4 separate regions of the Homo sapiens genome follow, and regions 1, 2 and 3 are each linked to region 4. A link is a loop called in an ENCODE intact Hi-C map of the cell type or tissue named here. Cell type or tissue: OCI-LY7. All regions are shown on one strand. Each heading gives the region's core, and the rest is flanking DNA. Links, peaks and the distances in the headings are about the cores only.

Evidence for each region. A loop is a pair of places that touch in the nucleus more often than their neighbours do. Peaks named below come from ENCODE experiments on the same cell type or tissue, not always from the same donor. Only the 100,000 strongest peaks of a DNase experiment are listed, where the experiment ranks them.
Region 1: it touches region 4 in a loop (4-fold over the local background); 3 of 110 quality-filtered maps call a loop at or near these places.
Region 2: a loop joins it to region 4, with 4 times the contacts of the local background. A loop is called at or near these places in 4 of 110 quality-filtered maps.
Region 3: it touches region 4 in a loop (4-fold over the local background); 3 of 110 quality-filtered maps call a loop at or near these places.

What each region holds. Positions count from the first base shown.
Region 1 is chr3:169,937,536-169,941,535 of GRCh38, forward strand. It overlaps SAMD7 (sterile alpha motif domain containing 7), which reads left to right. Exons shown (of 9, transcript NM_001304366.2): 9 at 783-1,640. The coding sequence ends at 971. Among named protein-coding and RNA genes, the nearest start is that of SEC62, 27 kb to the right of the region's middle. In OCI-LY7, for the core only: a CTCF peak has its summit at 2,298; DNase peaks (open chromatin) are centred at 1,946, 2,416, 3,116, 3,426 and 1 weaker place; H3K4me3 peaks cover 2,304 bases; H3K27ac peaks cover 3,639 bases.
Region 2 is chr3:169,974,421-169,980,720 of GRCh38, forward strand. SEC62 (SEC62 preprotein translocation factor) reads left to right here. Exons shown (of 8, transcript NM_003262.4): 2 at 1,188-1,296; 3 at 2,526-2,631. Among named protein-coding and RNA genes, the nearest start is that of SEC62, 11 kb to the left of the region's middle. In OCI-LY7, for the core only: CTCF peaks have their summits at 2,309, 2,545 and 2,748; DNase peaks (open chromatin) are centred at 3,947 and 4,211; H3K4me3 peaks cover 1,211 bases; H3K27ac peaks cover 4,000 bases.
Region 3 is chr3:169,930,356-169,934,355 of GRCh38, forward strand. The region is part of intron 7 of SAMD7 (sterile alpha motif domain containing 7); the gene reads left to right. It also overlaps the pseudogene FAM20BP1. Among named protein-coding and RNA genes, the nearest start is that of SAMD7, 21 kb to the left of the region's middle. In OCI-LY7, for the core only: a CTCF peak has its summit at 14 (motif pointing right); DNase peaks (open chromatin) are centred at 36, 1,056, 1,516 and 1,966; H3K4me3 peaks cover 2,632 bases; H3K27ac peaks cover 3,313 bases.
Region 4 is chr3:170,051,495-170,057,794 of GRCh38, forward strand. All of the region lies in intron 2 of GPR160 (G protein-coupled receptor 160), which reads left to right. It overlaps LOC124909455 (a long non-coding RNA gene), which reads right to left. Exons shown (of 3, transcript XR_007096156.1): 2 at 6,159-6,300. It also overlaps the pseudogene RNU4-38P. Among named protein-coding and RNA genes, the nearest start is that of GPR160, 17 kb to the left of the region's middle. RefSeq lists enhancers at 3,567-3,706, 4,037-4,096, 4,127-4,176, 4,317-4,816, 5,628-5,847. In OCI-LY7, for the core only: CTCF peaks have their summits at 2,916 (motif pointing left) and 3,126; DNase peaks (open chromatin) are centred at 2,897, 3,837 and 4,317; H3K4me3 peaks cover 2,077 bases; H3K27ac peaks cover 2,966 bases.

The sequences.
Region 1 (4,000 bases), core at 1-4,000, 110 kb before region 4:
GCTGAGGATAATGGCTTCCAGCTCCATCCATGTCCCTGCAAAGGACATGATCTCGTTCCTTTTTATGGCTGCATAGTATTCCATGGTGTATATGTACCACATTTTCTTTATCCAGTCTATCACTGATGGGCATTTGGGTTGATTCCATGTCTTTGCTATTGTGAATAGTGCTGCAATGAACATATGTGTGCATTTATCTTTGTAATAGAATGATTTATATTCCTTTGGGTAAATAGCCAGTAATGGGATTGCTGGGTCAAATGGTATTTCTGGTTCTAAATCTTTCAGAAATCATGCATTGGCCTTCTAACTGCTCTCCCTGCTTCTGCCCTTGCCCACCCAGAGTTGATTCACAAAACAGTAAAAGTGGTCCTTTTAATATGTAAGATGGATTGTGTCAGTCTTCTGCTCAAGATTCTACAATAGCTCCCCATTGCCTTCAGAGCCAAAGCCAAAGACCTATGTCATTTGTGCTCCTCCTAACATGCCACCACCATTACCGTCCTGACCTCACCATCTACTTTTCTCCCCCTCAGTAATTCCACTATTGCTCAGCTGCCCCTGGTTAGAGCCACCTTGATACCCTGTTTTACATCTGTAAACACTATAATTCTGAGAGAAAGAAAAAGCCCACCACATCCTACAATTGTGACCCCCACAACTATATGTTAATAGATGCTCCATGCCTGAAATTACCTCAGCCTCTCTGTGATGTGTGTTTAATGCTGAGTTAATGAAAAAAATTCATAGAATTGATTACTATAATTATTTTGTCTTAAAAGGTATCTCAGCATGTGGGAAGTATGTTCTACAAGAAAACTCTTTCATTTCCTATAAGACAAGCATTTGATCAACCAGCAGATACATCCCCTCTTCTGGATCCTAATTCCTGGAGTGATACAATGAACATTTTTTGTCCCCAGGATACAATAATTCCTAAAGGAATTGAGCGAGGTAGTATGAGAAACTAAAAGCCCTCAAGGAGGAAGAATAGTCTTAGCCAGTTTTCCAAAGAGCCTAGGATATTACAAAGGATGTGTGAGGATTTCCCAGTACTGGATGGAGAATGAGAAGAGAAAGTCAGCCTTTCTGGGGCTTTCATGGAGGAGACTTGCCCAAGGGGCTTCCCTGCCAGGGCTGAATGACCCCAGCACCAAATGACTGGAGACGCATCCTTAGGAGCAAATGCTAATGAAGGGGAGATTTACAAACATCAAGAAAGCTGCAGATGGATGTTTCCATGAAGAAATCTCTGAAGAAACCAAAAGAGCTGAAACTGAAAAAAGAGCTCCCTCCCTTTTTTCACTCATTTTCCATTCCCAAACCCTGAAAGAGATAAAGGCAACCCAATGAAACCACAGAGAGGCAGAAGAGAACGGGCAGAAGTACAGAACAGAAATGGAGAAGCTGACCACGACTCCATCTCTTCTCATTCCAGATTTCCAGCGTGAAGCAGGCCCAAGCTAGGGAAGGTGAGAAGCTTTAACCTTAAATTTTCGAGTTTTGGCCAGGCGCGGTGGCTCACGGCTGTAATCCCAACACTTTGGGAGTCTGAGGCGGGCGGATCATGAGGTCAGGAGATTAAGACCAGCTTGGCCAACATGGTGAAACCCCGTCTCTACTAAAAATACAAAAAAAAATTAGCTAGGCCTGGTGGTGCGCGAATGTAGTCCCAGCTACTCGGGAGGCTGAAGCAGGAGAATTGCTTGAACCTGGGAAGCGGAGGCTACAGTGAGCTGAGATCGTGCCACTGCACTCCAGCCTGGGTGACAGAGCAGGACTCTGTCTCAAAAAAAAAAAAAAAAATCGAGTTTGAATATTATTCATGACTAGGTATTTTATTTCTGAAATACAACTATGTTATGACTGAAAGTGACTGGAGGACTGCTTTTTATCTGAGAGGGAGGTGAAAAGTCATAGTATCCACTTGAGATTTCATCCAAGGGGTGGGGAAGTTATCTCTGCAAAGCAGGTTTGAGCTGGCAAGGTGGAGTGCTCTCTGCTCACACCCTGTGGAATCCCACATTTTCAACTTGATGTTTAACAGAATGTCTCTGAAAGGATAAACAAGAAAATGATGACAGTTTGCTCAAGGAGGGGATTGGCTAACAGGATATGAAGTCTTCTTACCATATACATTCTTGAACATTTTGAATTTTTAACCATGAGAATATATTTTCTATTTAAAAAATTTACATTTAACATGAGCAAACTCTAGAAAGCAGCCTCTGAGATGGCCCACAAGGATCCCTGCATCCTGGTATCCCAAGCCCTTGTGTGATCTACTCCGCTTGAGGGCGGGCTGGGGGTATTGAGGCTTTTCTAATGAACAGAATACAGAAGGCGTGATAGATGGGATGTCACTTTTGTGGCTTCTGTCTTGGGTGCTCGCTCTCTCTCTCTCTCTGGATTTCTCACTCTTGGGGAAGCCAGATTCTTTGTCTCCAGGCAGCCCTGTGGAGAGCCCCACATTAACTTGGAAATGGATCTTCTGACGCTGCCAACAGCCATGTAAGGAAACTTGAAGGTGCCTCAGCTCCAGCCCACAGCTTGATGGCAGCTCATGAGAGACCCTCAGCCAGAGGCCCCCAGCTAAGCCACTCTGGATTTCTGACCCACAGAAACTGTAAGATAATAAATGTGTGTTGTTTTCAGCCACTAAGTTTTGAAGTAATTTATTTCACAATAATGGAGTACTAAAACAAACAAATTAAGTTGCATTTAGTAAACACAAATTGCATGCTACCCACATTCACTTTTTGATTTGGAAGGTGGGCTTTTGAAATCATTTTCCTATAAGCCTAATTTAGTTAAGCTTCCATTTCTTTCATTTTTACTAAGACAACAGGTTTTTCTTCTGACAAAAACTGTATGAAACCATCACATGTATTTGTGAATTGTTACTTTACTCTCTTGGTCCCTTTGCTGAAAGAGAGACAGGGACAGACAGAAAATCCTCCCATATTTCAAAAATATGTCTTTTTTAAGTTATTTAAGATGGCAATAAGCCAATGAATAACGAGTGGCAAGATTTTTACTAAAAATAACTTGAAAAATGCTTCACTTCCTCTTTCCCTCTTTTTATTCATCTGATGCTCAGTGTACCGAAGAACTGTTTGGTCACGTGACATTTCACCTGCTATACTACCCAGCAAACAGAAGTTTCACAAAATGCCAGGTGTGAGTTACAGATGCTGTGGTGAGGGATAAAAAGAAATGCTTAATATTTTTAATGGCAAAGTGATAATGAGGTTCAATCACTATGATGACTTTTGAGTTTCGTATTGCTGCTAAATAAGTCCATTGAGTTGGTAATTGATTGATTTGCACAGATGTATCTCAATGTTGCTCTAAGGAAAATGTTCCGATATGCCATCTTGGCATGTACTATCACCAGAAAAAACCACTGTGCTTAATTTTAGGTCCATGCATTTAAAAAAGAACCAGAAGAACACATGTAAAGGAGGCCCTCCCCAGCTCTCAGTACTCTTCATTGTAAGAGAATAAAACTGAAATTGCTTGTCCCTACCAAGATTACCTTCTACCAAGATTGTCTTCTTCTAAAGACTCCTGGGTACGTTTTAACAAAAGGGACACTTTATGAACAGATTATTTTGGAGGGTGAGGATTTTTATTTACATTATCATCTAGAAATAGTTTTTAACTTTTTCTGAAATGCCACTTGAGGCTTGAAGCATACTCTGTACTCTTTATGAATAAAAAACAAAGCAACAACAATGACAACTTCTCTCTTGTTGGAAAACCATCACAATAAAATTATGTTTGATAAATAGGGAATTATGACTTATGAAATATGTTTAGACTGATTGAGTAAATATCCAGGCAATGGAGTACTATGCAGCTGTTTCCTTTAGGGAAGTATTATAGCTATTAAGGAGAAATAATAGAATTTGAATATCACCATTATGCACCCCTAAAACATAAGCAATCTAGGCAGTAGTCATAAATGGCTGCTAACATCTCGAAAAGAGAAATAACC
Region 2 (6,300 bases), core at 1,099-5,098, 77 kb before region 4:
CTTCAGTACGTGAGTAGGGAAAATAAATTCACAGGAGGAATTGTCAAAGAAGTTCAGAATGAAAGGGAATAAAGGGAAGATGGGGAATGAGAAACAATGAAGAAAATAATAGAAAATTTGGGAAAAGATATAGAAGAAAGAAAGCAGAGAAGGATTAAAACGGCCTTTCCAAAACGACTCTTTGTCAGTGCACTTCCATTAATCACCTCTTCAAATGAGATAGTAATAACTCTTTTTGCATTTTTCATTTTTGCCTCACCCTTACTGGAGAAGAGAAGATGAGAAAGACAGTCCCAGGAGTGTCTGGTATCTGCAGCCACAGGGGGAAAGGAAAGAGAATACAAATTGTCATTGTGTCAGTAGTTCTTATGGCTACCACATTGGGGGCAGCTGTCATTGATTAATTTGAGAACTCCTTCTGCGATCTGTTGTCCATTGTTCAGGATACATATCTTTGGCTGTTATTTTAACATTTATTTATGACACTTGTTTCTACTTACTTTGACATTTGGATACTCACTATTAGCAACATCTTATCTTTTTAATTACTGTTTTGTGGCTTATAAAAAGAGACTATAGGCCGGTGACGATGGCTCACGCCTGTAATCCCAGCACTTTGGGAGGCCTAGGCTGGCGGATCACTTGAGGTCAGGAGTTCAAGACCACCCTAGCCAACGTGGCGAAACCCTGTCTCTACTAAAAATACAAAAATTAGCTGGGCATGGTGGCAGGCACCTGTAATACCAGCTACTTGGGAGGCTGAGGCAGGAGAGTCACTTGAACTCAGGAGGCAGAGGTTGCAGTGAGCCGAGATCGCACCACTGCACTCTAGCCTAGGCAACAGAGTGAGACTCCATCTCAAAAAAAAAAAAAAAAAAGACCGTATAAGAATGAAAGTGAACTGGTACAAAGTAGTTACCATTGTGGAAAAAACAACTCAAATGCCTCATAGTTGAAGCCAAGAAGCAGACAGGCTTTGCCTCTATCAACTTATATTTGAAAAACGTAGTTTCTTTAAATCTCCATTTTTGTCTTTTGAATACTTTATTAGGTCGCTCCAGAGAAAGCTTGAAAGCAAGGCCTGTACTCCACTTGAAAAGATTCATAAAATAGATTTGTAAATTATTATTCAGCGCATGAATTTCTCAAGTATATGATTATACTAAATTAATATTCATATGTTGCAGGAAGTTGGTGAACCATCTAAAGAAGAGAAGGCTGTGGCCAAGTATCTTCGATTCAACTGTCCAACAAAGTCCACCAATATGATGGGTCACCGGGTTGATTATTTTATTGGTAGGATTATATCAGTAAAATCGTATTAGTGTACATATGTTATGAAGTTAACCTACATTTGGGATATGTAGAAGTTTTAAAAGTGCTTTCCAAATGTGATTGTTCTGGTGATGGACATATGGCAGTTGATTATTCTGTTCTTTTCTTTTATGATTGAAAATGTCTATAATAAAAAGATAACATGTTTTCTAATAACAATTGTTGGAAATTTTTTTAAATAGGATTTATTTTCAGTGTTTTAAAATACTACCTTTTGTTTAGATAGTATGCGTACTTGGAACTAAGAGCACTGGCTTTTTTTCCCCAAACAATGTCATTATAAGCTGATGTCATTTATAACACCAGAGCTTATAAGTAGGGGTTGAGTTTGCCTTTCTCATCAATTAAAAGTGAATTGCAGCTGGGTGTCGTGGCTCACACCTATAGTACCAACACTTTGGGAAGCCAAGGCAGGAGGGTTGCTTGAGGCCAGGAGTTCGAGACCAGCCTATGCAACACAATGAGACCCCATCTCTACAAAAAAATTAGATGAGTATGATGGCATGCGCCTCTGAAGTGAGAGGATGGCTTGAGCCCAGGAGTTAGAGGCTGCAGTTAACTATGATCCCACCACTGTACTCCAGCCTGGGTGACAGAGCAAGAACCTGTCTCTTAGAAGAAAAAAAAAACTAAATTGCCAGTGTAGAGGAAAAGTCCTTTATCGTCTCTTTCTTTACTGTTTTTAATGATTTGACATTCATTACAAGTTTTAAAAAGTAGATGTGCTAATCTCTTCAGATATAATATGTTTAGCTGTTTCTTGTGACAGCAGTGGATTGTTGACAGAGCTTCTTCCTCAGTGTATTAGAGTAAAACTTGATGAGAATTTTTATTACTTGCAGGGAGTGGTGAACATTTTGGTTTATCTACATATGCTTGTGATTAATAAGAGTGATAGTTACATACAGATATTTTAAATTTTTGAATATTTCCCCATTAATTTAACTTGCTTTAGTTGGTCTTTCTGAATGCCATTATTTCCCAACATTACTTTTAAAAGATACTTAATATAGTTCACAAGTTGAGGTTTTGGGGAACTACTAATCATGATCATGTTAGATTTAGTTTTCTGTTGAGTTTGGTTTTCTTTTTTGTTGCCAGAGTGTTGAAATTTTACTTTATAAAATATTATTTAGATAGACATAAATCCCCATGTATGCTAAATTTAAAATAATGAATTTCTTCTTTAGCTTCAAAAGCAGTGGACTGTCTTTTGGATTCAAAGTGGGCAAAGGCCAAGAAAGGAGAGGAAGCTTTATTTACAACCAGGGAGTCTGTGGTTGACTACTGCAACAGGTACTGTTTATTTCTTAGTGAAGAATAACATAATAATTTTAAATTTTCTTCATAGTCCTGAAGCTCCTTACATCATTAAATGTAGTGATACTACAACATAACTCAAATACTGTTTTCACATGTAACCTGATTTCTTTGGTACCTCTGGAAATGTGTTTGGTATTAGACTATTATACTTTTAACTGTATATAATTTTTATTTATGTTCTATTTTATATATTTGTGAGCCCTACTGAAGGGTCAGCAACAAAAGTCATATACCAGTGCCTACAGTAGAAAAGAAAGTTTTTTCTTTTGTAGAGCAAATTGGTTGAGGAGTCTTTTTTTCAAAACTTTTGCAGGAATTCCTATTAGCTGTGTTACCGCTACTTTTTTAGTGCCTGCACCCTGAGCCATAAGCCTCATACCCTTTCCTATTTGGTTCAGTGTTTGCTAATGTAGTATTTCTTCTAAAATCAAGGAAGCTGCAACATCTACCTTATCTTTTTCTGAGAATTTCAAGATGAAATACAGCTAATTCAGTAATATACATATATTTTTCATAATAGATACTTTTTCTGTTTTGAAAAAACTTTTGATGTTAAGTGGTTTACCTAAAAGACAAAATCACCTTCCTTTTGGAAGGAAGTATGCTGGTTTTTCTTTCCATTTCTTTTCTTTTTTTTCTTGGTTTACTTAATACTAAGCATTTTCTTAATATATGTTAACTAAATTTTGTTTTCATAACACTAAAGCTTATCTTTTGGGATTTTAGATTATTTTATGTGTACTAATATTTTATTTAATGGCACCTAAAGTATCAGCCACATAAGAACCCTCTTAAAAACCACTATTTCACAACCTGGTTTCTTAAGCTGTCAAGTTAAAGAATTATTGAATATTTCTTAAAATTCTTAGTTGCCAAAGACTAGAGGTTACTAACAGACCTTTTAGAAACAGTAGGTTTCGGCCAGGCACAGTGGCTCATGCCCGTAATCCCAGCACTTTGGGAGGCCGAGGCAGGTGGATCACAAGGTCAGGAGATCGAGACCATTCTGGCTAACAAGGTGAAACCCCATCTCTACTAAAAATACAAAAAATTAGCCAGGTGTGGTGGCGGGCACCTATAGTCCCAGCTACTCGGGAGGCTGAGGCAGGAGAATGGCGTGAACCCGGGAGGCGGAGCTTGCAGTGAGCCGAGGTTGCGCCACTGCACTCCAGCCTGGGCGACAGAGTGAGACATTGTTGAGACAAGGATGAGCTAACACTCATGCAGTTGATATTTGCTTGTCTTTTGTAGCAACTTGTCTAGTTAGAATTAGCTCCAGCAAGCATATATCCAGGGCAACTTGAATCTGCTCGTGGGGAAAAAATAAAAAGGTGAATAGAATTAGCTCCACGGTACAAACTTCCAGGCTGGGCACAGTGGTTCACGCCTGTAATCCTGACACTTTGGGAGACCAAGGCAGGGAGATCACATGAGGCCAGGAGTTCAAGACCAGCCTGGCCAACATAGCGAAACCCCATCTCTACTAAAAATACAAAAATTAGCCAGGCGTGGTGGCATGCACCTGTAGTCCCAGCAACTTGGGTGACTGAGACATGAAAATAGCTTCAGCCCGGGAGGTGGAGGTTGCAGTGAGCCGAGATCGCACCACTGCACTCCAACCTGGGTGACAGAGCAAGACTCTGTCTTAAAAACAAACCAAAAAGTACAAACTTCCTTACCTGCCACAAAACTGATGTATTTTTTACATGTTGTGTAAAAATTAAGAGATGCTACAAATGCAGAAACTGGGGCACAGAGAACTTAAGTACTTTATCTAAGGCTACACAGCTAGCAAGTGGCAGATCTAGGGTTCTACATCTAGCAGCCTGTCTCCACAGTCTGTGTTCTTAACTACCGCTCTATACTGTCTCCTCCAACAAAATGACGATGCATTTAATGGAGCTATTAGATCTGTAAGCCCAAATCTCTGAGTAGAGCAGCCAGTATGAATCCACATTTTTTGGCTTTTTAGGAGCCTTGGTACCTTGTTATTTGAAAAGCTCAAAAGACCTGAGTACAGAGAGTGTCCAAAGACACTCGATTTTCATTGTATACGCTCTTCCCACTGATGTCAGATTGTTTGAGTCCTTTCTGCACTAAAATAAATGAGAATAGCATAACTTTAAGGTCTCCAGAGCCACTTCTAATATAACCGTAGAGTCTTATTGGCCAGTTCTCATGAGTTGCTGCCCAATAGCAGACAAAATCACAAAGGGTCTCTTGACCAGTTTCTTTTTTTCTTTTTTTGGCATCCTCCAATACTGTCAGTTTTTCTGAGGCAGCTAAGTGGCATGAGGGAGTCTGAGGAAAAACAAAATAGGAAAATGTAGGATGATAAAACAATCTTTTCTAATGTGATCTATACCTTTTTATGGCCTATATCATGAATGAACTCATACATACTAGGTTAAGTCTCCACAAGACTTTGTATCACTGACCCCCAATCCAGTTATGTCGTCCTCAGTCTTGTGCACATGCCACACTCATTTTTTCTTCTAGTCTTTTTCCTATCATAACTTGCCACTTTCCCTAAACGGTTCTGTTTCCTCTGTCCCACCTGCCTCTCAAAATCACAAACAAATCCCTCAAGTCCTTCCTCTACCGAATGTACTCTTCCCCAGGCCCTCCAGCCTTCATCAGCCTTTGTATCTAAAGTTCTACTGAGTTTATCAAGTTAGTACCTCCCAGTTTGGCCCTTAACTATTTTAGAATTGCTACATATGTGTGAGTTTTTTTAAAATCTCCTGCCAGCTAAATCTGAAAACAATTGTAAGACTGTTTTATACTTTATTGTAACTCCATAGCAATTACCACAGTGTGAGCACTTCATAAAAACTCACCTTTGCCACATTGGTGGAAGTCCCCAACATGTCTGGCATTTAATAAATGTTTGTTAAATCTGAAAAAAAAATGGAAGTGAAGGAAAAAAATACAGAAGTAATTTTTTAAATGTTTTAGAAGCTGTTTTAAAACCACTTACTCAACAAATAGTCTAGGCTCCAGGAATACAATAATAACTATGACTTGGTCCCTACATCAAAACATATTCTGATCTGTTAGGGAAGATTTATAACTAATCACAATGCAGTGTGTTGAATAAGGAAGAGAGAGATGGTGAAACTATGAAGAATGACATCACACAGAAAATGTTTTAAGTAAATTTTGAAACATAAATAGGTGATTACCCAACAAACAAGAGAAGAAAGGAAATTCATTCCAAGCAAAGGGCATAGAACACACCGAGATAGGAAAGTATGAGTAGTTGTGTAAAAATGTCAGAGAGTTTTATGTTAGTAATGTGTTCTATGTCATGGGTTTAAAGCCAAACAAACGGAGGCTCTGATACTATACAAATGTTAAATAATGTCAGTCTCATCTTTCAACCTAATTGTGAAATTATTTTCAACACAATTTGATTGAAAGTTAATAATCTACTTTTCTTTCGTGGGGGTGGGCAGCTGTGCAGGAAAATTGACAGAAGCAGATGATCCTGCTGGTTCTATTGCCTTCAGTATCTACTCATCAGGGAAAAGGCTTTTTTCTACTAAAGTTGCATTGTTTGTTTTTAAAATTCTTTATTAAGAATCATTTTTTCCACTAAAGTAAATTTAAGAAAATGGGAACTGTTGCAAATGATTTAGA
Region 3 (4,000 bases), core at 1-4,000, 120 kb before region 4:
TCCCTCCAAGTGACAGCAGGTGGCATCAACTGAAAGATGTCACTGCTGTGCTGTGCCTGCCCCCAGCTATGCTCTGTGATGTTATTTTATACAGAAATGGGGAGATGCCCTCTGGATGCAACAGCCCTGAAGCAGCACTGCTTGTACCCCACTCTCACAAGGACGCTTGTCTAAAATGTCCCATCAGGTGTTACTCATTGTTACTCATAGCCCCTTTCTTTTCTTTTTTTTTTTTTTTTTTTTTGAGACAGAGTCTTGCTCTGTCGCCCAGGCTGGAGCGCAGTGGCATCATCTCTGCTCACCACAACCTCCGCCTCCTGGGTTCAAGCGATTCTCCTGCCTCAGCCTCCCGAGTAGCTGGGACTATAGGTGCACACCACCACGCCTGGCTAATTTTTTGTATTTTTAGTAAAGACAGGGTTTCATCGTGTTGGCCAGGCTGGTCTCAACCTCCTGACCTCATGTTCCGCCCACCTCGGCCTCCCAAAGTGCTGGGATTACAGGCATGAGCCACCGCGCCCAGCCCCATAGCCCCTTTCTTTAAATGAGTTGGACCAAGGTGCTGAGATTAGCTGGCGTTAAACCTACTGTCCCCCAACTATCCTCTTACTCCCCATCTCTGCCTTAGGTGCCTACTCAGCAACTTCTCACCACTCACCTCCTGTAGGTAGAAAAAGAAATTCAGCAGAAAAAAAATAACAACTAAAACCCAAAGCCCCAAGTGCAAATGAACTCTTTTAAATAGGTGTAGAGAAAGGATTGGTGGCTCAGCTGTTAAGGAACATTCAGGAGAGCCTGCAACATATTTTGTTCCAAGTAAATGTCTAGTTCAGAGGACTCAGCAGATAAAATATCCTCTCTCTAAAAAGAACTGAAATTACTGAAAATATGTGCACATTTATATCATTACACATGGCCCAAACTGCTCTGGTGAGAAAGAAGGGGGTACATCTGAGCGACAGGGACATGTATGTGTCCTCGCCCCAGGCCCTGAGTACATCCACCATGGCTGAGGGTTAGATCCTCACACATTTCAGTCCCCTGGCTGCCAGCCTACCTCTGCTTGAAAATTTATCCACGTGGTTCCTCCTTTGGATGCTCACAAATTGTCAGGTGCACACTACCACACCCAGCTAATTTTTTTTAAAGAGATGGGGGTCTACTATGTTGCCCAGACTTGTCTCAAACTCCTGGGCTCAAGTGATCCTCCAGCCTTAGCCTCCCAAGTAACTGAGATTACAGATGTGAGCCACCGCACCTGGCTCTTTAATTTATATTAGCCATTTTCTATAATTTGCTTAATTAAAATAGGAAAAGAAATAATTACTTAATGCAGTTTGTTGGGGGACGGCTGGCTCAGCGCTGAGAGAGGTGGCCAGGGAATGGTGGGAGCTGCAGTGGTGGTGGCAGTGGCTGGGGTGATAAGCACAGCCTGGGGCTGCCCCTCCTCGGGGGCCATGCTGCATTGCACTGCATGGGTAGCCACGAGCGAGTCTAGGACGCAACGGGAACTGTGGAAGGTGCATCCACAAATGGACCAATGTGTGTAATGATGGAATCTCCTTACTAACCATTACCACTGCCTCTCCTTGATAAGTGAGCCAGAGAGTGAGTGGGTCAGGGGAGAAGAAAAGAGGTCAACATGAAGCTAAAGCAGCGAGTCATGCTGTTAGCAATTCCTGTCATCTTTATCTTCACCAAAGTTTTCCTGATTGACAACTTAGATACATCAACTGCCAAGCAGCGTTTCACTACTTGATCCCCTGAGGGCTTTTCACCGAATGATGACTGGCTTGTGGATGGAGCTGTCACCCAAGTTGGACCACACGTTGCAGTCTTCCTAGGAGACTGCAGCCCAGTGGGTGGTTCCCCAGGAAGTGTACTGTGAAGAGACACCAGAGCTGGGGGCAATCATGCATGCCATGGCCACCAAGCAAATTATTAAAGCTGATGTGGGTTATAAAGGGACACAGCTGAAAGCCTTACTGATCCTTGAAAGGGAACAGAAAGTTGTTTTCGAACCTAAGTAGTATAGCCGAGACTATGTAGTGGAAGGGAACCATATGCCGGTTATGATAGACACAATGCGGAGGTAGCAGCCTTTCACTTGGACAGGATTGTGGGTGTCCCAGAGCCCTGCTGATGGTGGGCAGATCCGTTCATCTTCAGACAGAGATCAAGCCTGTTACCATGGAGCAGCTGTTGAGCCCCTTCCTAACTGTAGGACACAATACTTGTTTTTATGGGAAGTGTTATTACTACCGAGAAACAGAATCAGCTTGTGCCGATGGAGACACAATGGAAAAATCTGTCACACTTTGGCTTCCAGATGTGTGGCCTCTCCAGAAACACTGACACCCGTGGGCCAGGACTTACTGAAAAGGCAAATTGGCCAGGTGGGAGTATGATGAGCGCTACTGTGAGGCTGTGAAGAAAACGTCCCTTTATGACTCTGGCCTGTGCCGCCTGGACACCATTAACACAGCTGTCTTTGATTACCTGATTGACAATGCTGACTGCCATTACTATAAGAACTTTCAAGATAATGAGGGCGCCAGTATGCTCATCCTTCTTGATAACAACAAAAGCTTTGGGAACCCCTTGCTGGATGAAAGAAGCATTCTTTCCCCCCCTCTATCAGTGTGGCATCACTCAGGTGTCTACCTGGAACAGACGGAACTACCTAAAGAATGGTGTGCTGAAGTCTACCTTAAAATCTGCCATGGCCCATGACCCCCTCTCCCCAGTGCTCTCTGATCCTCGTCTGGACGCCATGGACCAGTGGCTCCTGAGTGTCCTGGCCACCGTGGAGCAGTGCACTGACCAGTTTGGGATGGACACTGTATGGTAGAAGACACAATGCCTTTCTCCCACTTGTAACTCTCAATAAAAAATAAGTGAAACTTCTTTTTACAAAGATAGAGAAGCAGCACAATCAATTCCAAATGGTATGAAATGGATTGGAAATGGCCAGCAGCAAGTTCTGGTGACAGGGGACAGGGTGGCCTTGGATGTCTTTGGTGTTTTCTGTAGTAGAAACTAAAGCAAAGACCACAAGTTTCTGAGCATGGAGATGTTCCTGCTGAATCACCTTCTGAATTCCTCAGCAATTGCCCATTCTAGCAATAGGCATCATAGTTGGTCAGTCTTAATTCCCAGGCCAAAGGACAATCAGACATTTTCATAGATGAATACTGGGATTGGCTCTGGAGTGTGTGTTTTGAGTGGAACATTTCAGTCCTTTCTCCACACCGGTGCATATTGTGGAAAAATATATGTATACATTCATGACTAAAATCTATTAGAACACAAGGTTCCCAGTACAGGAGCTTTCCAAGAAGATTCTACTTTTTAGCTGGTCCTGAGTCATGCCCTGTGAGGCATGGAGCACAGAGTGGAAACAAGACCAATGTGGTTCCTCTTCTCATGGCACTCATAGTCCAGAAGAGGGGCACCAGTGAGTGATCCCACATCCATACGAGCACGTTGTGAAAGGCGGGTACAGAGCATGGTGGGAACACATATGAGGGACTCTTGGCCTCCTAAAGGAAGAGGCCTCTAAAGTGAGACCTGAAAGTCAAGAGGAGAGGTGAGGCAGGAGGGAGATAAAGGAGGAATTTCCAGGTGAGGGCCAGAGCCAGAGAAAACTTTAATATGGTTGGGACTTTGAGAGTAGTTCCCAGTGCTACAGAGGGCCAGGGCCAAGGTGGGAGAGGTGGGGAGAGCAAGATGAGACTGGAGAGGTGGACAGGGCCAGGTCACAGAGCCCAGAAGACCCAGTGAAGGATTGTGGCTTTATCCTGGAGGCAGTCAGGTTTTAAGTAGGGAGCGGCATGGTTAGCTTTATATTGCAGAAAGATCACTCAGGTTGCTTTTATGAAAATAAGTTGAAGAGGACAAGACAGAGGGGAAGCCTATTCAGATAAGCAATGATGGAGTTCTATCCAGGGTGGGAGCAGTGGGGGCAGGAGGATAAGAACACAACCTAGAGGAGGCAGGG
Region 4 (6,300 bases), core at 1,000-4,999:
CCAGCAGATCACCTGAGATCAGGAGTTCAAGATCAGCCTGGCCAACATGGCGAAACCCCGCCTCTACTAAAAATACAAAAATTAGCTGGGCGCGGTGGCATGCGCCTGTAATCCCAGCTACTCAGGAGGCTGAGGCACAAGAATTACTTGAACCTGGGAGGCGGAGGTTGCAGTGACCCAGGATCGTACCACTGCACTCCAGCTTGGGAGAGAGAACGAAACTCTGTCTCAAAAAATAAAAAAATAAAAAACAAATAAATAGTTTGAAAATATTTTCCCCAGACCCATGACTTTTTCCCTAATGGTGCCTTTTAAAGAAAAAAAAAGTTTTAAATTTTGATGAAGCCTAAGTTGTTGATTTCTTTTATGGTTTGTGTTTTTAATCTTATATCTAATAAGTACTTGCTGAACCTTATACAAGTCTTGTGGACATGTTTTGTTATGTTTTTGAGATGGAGTCTCACTCTGTCACCCAGGCTGGAGTGCAGTGGCGCATTCTCGGCTCACTGCAACCTCCACCTCCCAGGCTCCAGTGATTCCCCTGCCTCAGCCTCCTAAGTAGCTGGGATTACAGGTGCACGCCACCATGCTCAGCTAATTTTTGTATTTTTAGGAGAGACGTGGTTTCACCATGTCGACCAGGTTGATCTCGAACTCCTGACCTCAAGTGATCCGCCCACCTTGGCCTTCCAAAGTACTGGGATTATAGGCGTGAGCCTCTGCACTTGGCCGACCTGTTTTAATTACTCCTAGGTAAATATCTAGTAGTAGAAGTACTGGATCATAGGATAAGCCTATGTTGAAATGCCACACTATTTTCCAAGGGGATACACCATTTTACACCTCAAACAGCAGCGTATAGGAGTTCTCGTTACTCTACATCTTTTCCAATATTTGGTATTGTTGGTCTTTCTGATTTTAGTCATTCTGATGGATGTGAAATTGTATGTCATTGTCATTTTAATTAGCTTTATCCTGATAACTAATGATGTTGAGTACCTTTTTGTTTGCTATTGGCCATTTGTACATATTCTTTTTGGAGTGTCTTTTTAAGTATTTTGCCCATTTTTGTTTGAGTAGTTTGACTTTTTGTTATTCATTTGTAGGCACTCTTTATATATGTGGTCTGGTAGTCTGGGCACAAGTCTTTTGTTAGATAGATGTGTTGTAAGCATTTTCTCCCAGTCTGTAATTGCCTTTTCATTTTCTTATGATGAACAGAAGAATCTAATTTTAATGAGTTCACTTTATCAATTTTTTTTCTATTTGGTGCTTTTTGTGTTTTGCTTGAGAATTCTTTACTCTAAGGTTGCAAACATATTCTCCTTTGTTTTCCTTGTAGAGTCTTACCTTTTATAGCTATGCTTGTGATCTCTCCTGAGTTAATTTCTGTTAATGGTGTGAAGTGGAGTTAAGGTCCTTTTTTTTTCATACGGTTATCCAGTTAGTCCAGCACAGTGTGTTGAAAAGACTTTCCTTTCCTCCATTGAATTGCATTGGTACTTTCTTATAAATCAAGTGGACTGGTTTGAACTCTTAAGCTCATTGTCTTGAGTTCTATAATTTATAAGTCTTGAAATCAGGTAGTGTAAGTCGTCCAACTTTGTTATTGGCTATTCTAACCCTTTGTATTTTCATATATATTTTAGCATCAGCTTGTGAATATCTTTAAAAAAGAAAAAGGCCTGGTTGGATTTTGATCAGAACTACATTGAATCAACTAATCTGGGGAGGATTGACATGTTAATAATATTAATCTTCTTATCCATGAACATGGCATATCTCTGTTAAGGTCTTTAGGTTTTTTTGGCAGTGTTTTGTAGCTTTTAGCATTGACATTTTATAAATATTTATACAAATTTATTCTTATTTTATGTTTTTGAGTCTATTGGAAATGATATATTTTCCTTCATTTTTGAATTTTGTTGCTATATATAGCAATGTGGTTTTAAAAATTGACCTGTGATCTTAACTAAATTCATTTATTAATTCCAGTAGATTTTTTGTAAGTACCTTAGGATTATCAATATACATAAATGCCATCTACAAATAGTTTTATCTTATCCTTTCTAGTCTGTATGCCTTTCTTTTATTTTCTCGCCTTACTGAATGGGCTAGGATATCCTAAAATGTTGAGTAGATGTAGTAAGGACAGATATCCTTACCTTGTTTCCAATTTTAGGGGTAAAGTGGTCAGTCTTTCACACTTAAGTATAATGATAGCTATAGATTTTTCATAGATGTTCCTTATCAGGTTGAGGAAACCATCAGTTTCCTACTTTGCTGAGAGGTTTTTATCATGAATGGTTGTTGAATTTTTTCCAAAGATTTTTCTGCATCTCTCAAGATGGTCATATGCTTGTTTTCTGTATTCAGTAATGTGAATATATTTATTTTTCATCTGTTGGCACTTTCTCTTCACCTCAAATTAGGGAAAAGACCACAGTTACCCATTTTGGTTTTTTGTTTTTTTTTTTAATTACTCAGCTTTAACACTTGAATATCTTGGCATTTGTGCATGGAATATTAGTTCAGGAACATGATTTAGACAATTTGAATCAGACAATTTCCATAAAATATTTTATAAACTAAAAAGCAGCGTTTGTGTGTGTGTGTGTGTATGTGTGTGTAGAGTTATTTGGCTTGAGAGCCCTGCCTGCCCAACAAACTTATCTTAAACTCTCATCATTATTAGTCTCATGCTTAAAAAAAAAAAAGTATCATTTAAGTGAAGACTTCAGGCAGTTGAGGGAGCAAGCTACATGAGTATAAGAAAGAAGACCATCCCAGGCAGAATGGTCTTCTGAAGCACAAGTTCAAAGGCCCTGAGGTCCCAGAGGTATCCAGAAAACTGTCTCTTCAAAATTGCTTTTGCCTGACATTGAAGCAGACAGCAGGGGCTAAGAAAACATCACCACCTTCTGGCAGAATAGAAGGACTGAGCTGCTCAGGTCAAATCATTATAGTAAAATATACCTAAAATTTACCATCTTAACCATTTTTAAGTGTACAGGTCAATGGCACTAAGTACATTCACATTGTTGAGCAACTGATACTGCTATCTACGCATCTTCAGAACTTTTTCATCCTGTGCTGAAAACCTGCACCCATTAAACAGTAACTCCTCATTCTTCCCTTCTCCTAGCTCCTGGCTACTGTTTACTTTTTGTCTATGAATTTGATTATTCTAGGTACCTCATATATATGGGATCATATGATATTTGTCATCTTCTGTCTGCTTATTCACTTAGTGTAATGTCTTACGGGTTCTTCCACCTTCAGCATGTATCAGAATTTCTTTTCTTTTTTTTTTTTTTGAGACGAAGTCTTGCTCTGTCACCCGGGGTGGAATGCAGTGGCCCGATCTTGGCTCACTGCAACCTCTGCCTCCCAAATTCAAGTGATTCTCCTGCCTCAGCCTCCCTAGTAGCTGGGATTACCGCCATCTGCTACCATGCCCAGCTACTTTTTGTATTTTTAGTAGAGACAGGGTTTCACCATGTTGGCCAGGCTGGTCTCGAACTCCTGACCACAGGTGACCCATCTGCCTTGGCCTCCCAAAGTATTGGGATTATAGGCATAAGCCACCGTGCCCGGCCAGGATTTCATTTCCTTTTAAGACTGAATAATATTCTACTGTATGGATATAAAGTCGTTCTTAGGAGATGTGTATGTTATATTTCTGAATCCTGAGAATGGAAACAAAACAGGTAGAATGGTAGTGGGGCAAGCTGGCGTAGGTCTGGGATACTGTTACCAAAGACTTATAGGAGAACTGGACCCCGGCTGATTGGGTCCTGACATCACACCTGACAATGTGATGGTGAAAAAAGGATCTCCCTTAGGTGGTTGTTCTGGTTCAGTTTCTCAGCAATGATGAATAACCGTGGTTTCAGAAACCATGAACAACTAAGCATGAAGAATGTCATAACCTCTCTGGTGGTTGAGTCATACAAGGAGCCACATTCAGAAGCCCGGGATGGAGAGTGGGGTCTCAGGGACTATTGAGCACAGATTTCTGATTGCTACTTTCCAGATCATTGTATGCTTAGGCCGTTTATTTTGATGAAGAAAGCAAGACTAAAGGACATGATAATCATTGAGAACCAGGAGGCAATCTCTAGTTCAGATGTTCTTTTAAAAACTTTTTTTTTTTTTGAGACGGAGTCTCGCTCTGTCCCCCAGGCTGGAGTGCAGTGGCGCGATCCCGGCTCACTGTAAGCTCCGCCTCCCGGGTTCACGCCATTCTCCTGCCTCAGCCTCCTGAGTAGCTGGGACTGCAGGTGTCTGCCACAACGCCTGTCTAATTTTTTGTATTTTTAGTAGAGGCGGGGTTTCACCGTGTTAGCCAGGATGGTCTCGATCTCCTCACTTCGTGATCCGCCCATCTCGGCCTCCCAAAGTGCTGGGATTACAGGCGTGAGCCACTGCGCCCGGCCTTAAAAACTCTTTTTAAACCTCTTCTGTGAGCATGTTTGCTAAGCGGTCAGCCCATAAGTATCTGAACAACTGTTCTTATAATCCTTTGTTGCTCTTATTAATCCCATTCCTATATTGTTGATTTTTTTTAAGATATATTTTCTATTTGTTGATGTTGTTCTTAAAACTCAGTACCTGAATGACTAGTACAAGGTATGCAACTCCTTTCTCTTTAATTCTGAACCTTATACTTGTATTACTTATCTGTTCCCACCAAAATGATGACGAGGTGAATATATGTGTAGAATTTGCAGTCAATAAAATACAGTCACATTGTAAGGGAAGTTTATGTGAAAATATACATCACCAGAATACTAATTTACAAGCAAACATAAGGCATTGAGTAAAAATTCATGGTAGCTTTATAGAAAAATGAATTGTGTCAGTGTAACCTGATTTGTTTTCAAGAACATTTTACGGATCTGGAGGAAGCAGGGGACATAATCTTAACTTTCTCATGCTATTGATTTCATTATGAATGACATAATCAATAACAGCCCGGGGAAACAGGTTAGCTCACATGATACCACAGTTAGACGGTGGGAAGGTAACACAGAGACATTATCAAGGATATGGTTCCAGTGTGGGATAAGTCATCATTTAACCTTTTAGAGGTCAGTCTGGGAACCATTCTGTTTAATCAGTTTTAATCCATAACTGGTGGCATATTAGTGTATATGTTTGTATGCGAGAAATACTAGAAACAGAAGTCAAAATAACCTGCATTAATGGGGTACCGTATTTATAAAATACTGGACAGAATCACGTGAAGGCTAATTAATTTTGTAAGTAAGAGGTTCAAATTGGAGAATGATTGGCACTGTGCCTATTTTTGGCAGAAAAAGCCTATGGGCCATGGTGAATCACAAGGTAGTTGAACCATCACAGTAACTATAATGTGGGTATATGCAGAATACCACATTTCATACATCAGTGCTCTAGTTAATACTTGTATGAGACTGAAAGTAGGCAAATGATACAGTGAAGTCATTTCATAACTGGCAATACCAAGACTTCTCAGAACTATGTTTAGCTTGAGTGCATACTATGTAAAGAGGGTCTTACAAAATGTATACCGGAGCCACAGGAGAGCAAAACAATTATTTAAGTGATGACATCTGGTCAAGATGGCACAGGAGTTCAGGCTCCAAACACCTAGCAAAGGTAGTTATAATATAAAAAGGGTAACCAAATAAGTATAGTTGGGCTATAGTCATTCTAGTTACCTAGAATGTAAGTTGAAATACAAAGGGGTAAGCAGGCTCAAGCTGCAGGCCTCTCCAGCAGGGGCAACCAGAAACTCAGGTTTTTTAGAATAAGGGGATATAGCTTTGTGCAGTGGCCATTTCATAGCCAGTGAAGTTTATCTGAGGCACTTGCTAATTGAAAACTTTTCTCAATACCCTGCCATGATGAAATATGGTTGGCACTGGCAATTTTTGAGACTCTATGGAGACTGAACTTAACATTAAAAACAAATTAAAAAATGAAAAGATAGGGATGTAAAAGTATCCACATGAGCTGATACCAAGGAGTTGGAGCCAGGCTCCAGGGAATGTAAATTGGGAGAATAACTAAGTTTCTTCCATACCTCTAAGAAACATTGGCAACACTGAAATCAGAGACTGCAGTGCCCTCCCTCCCAAACCTAAGAAGGAAGGCTGGAAAAGATGGCTTACCTGGAAGGAATGGGCTTCTGGAAGTTTCAGAGACAAAGACACAGCTTCAGAACCAGAAGCTGAGCCATGCTGCTTTCTTGGCCCAGGGCCTGGATCCGCAGTATCGCTGATACCACAACTGAGCAGGAACACCAAGTGGCAT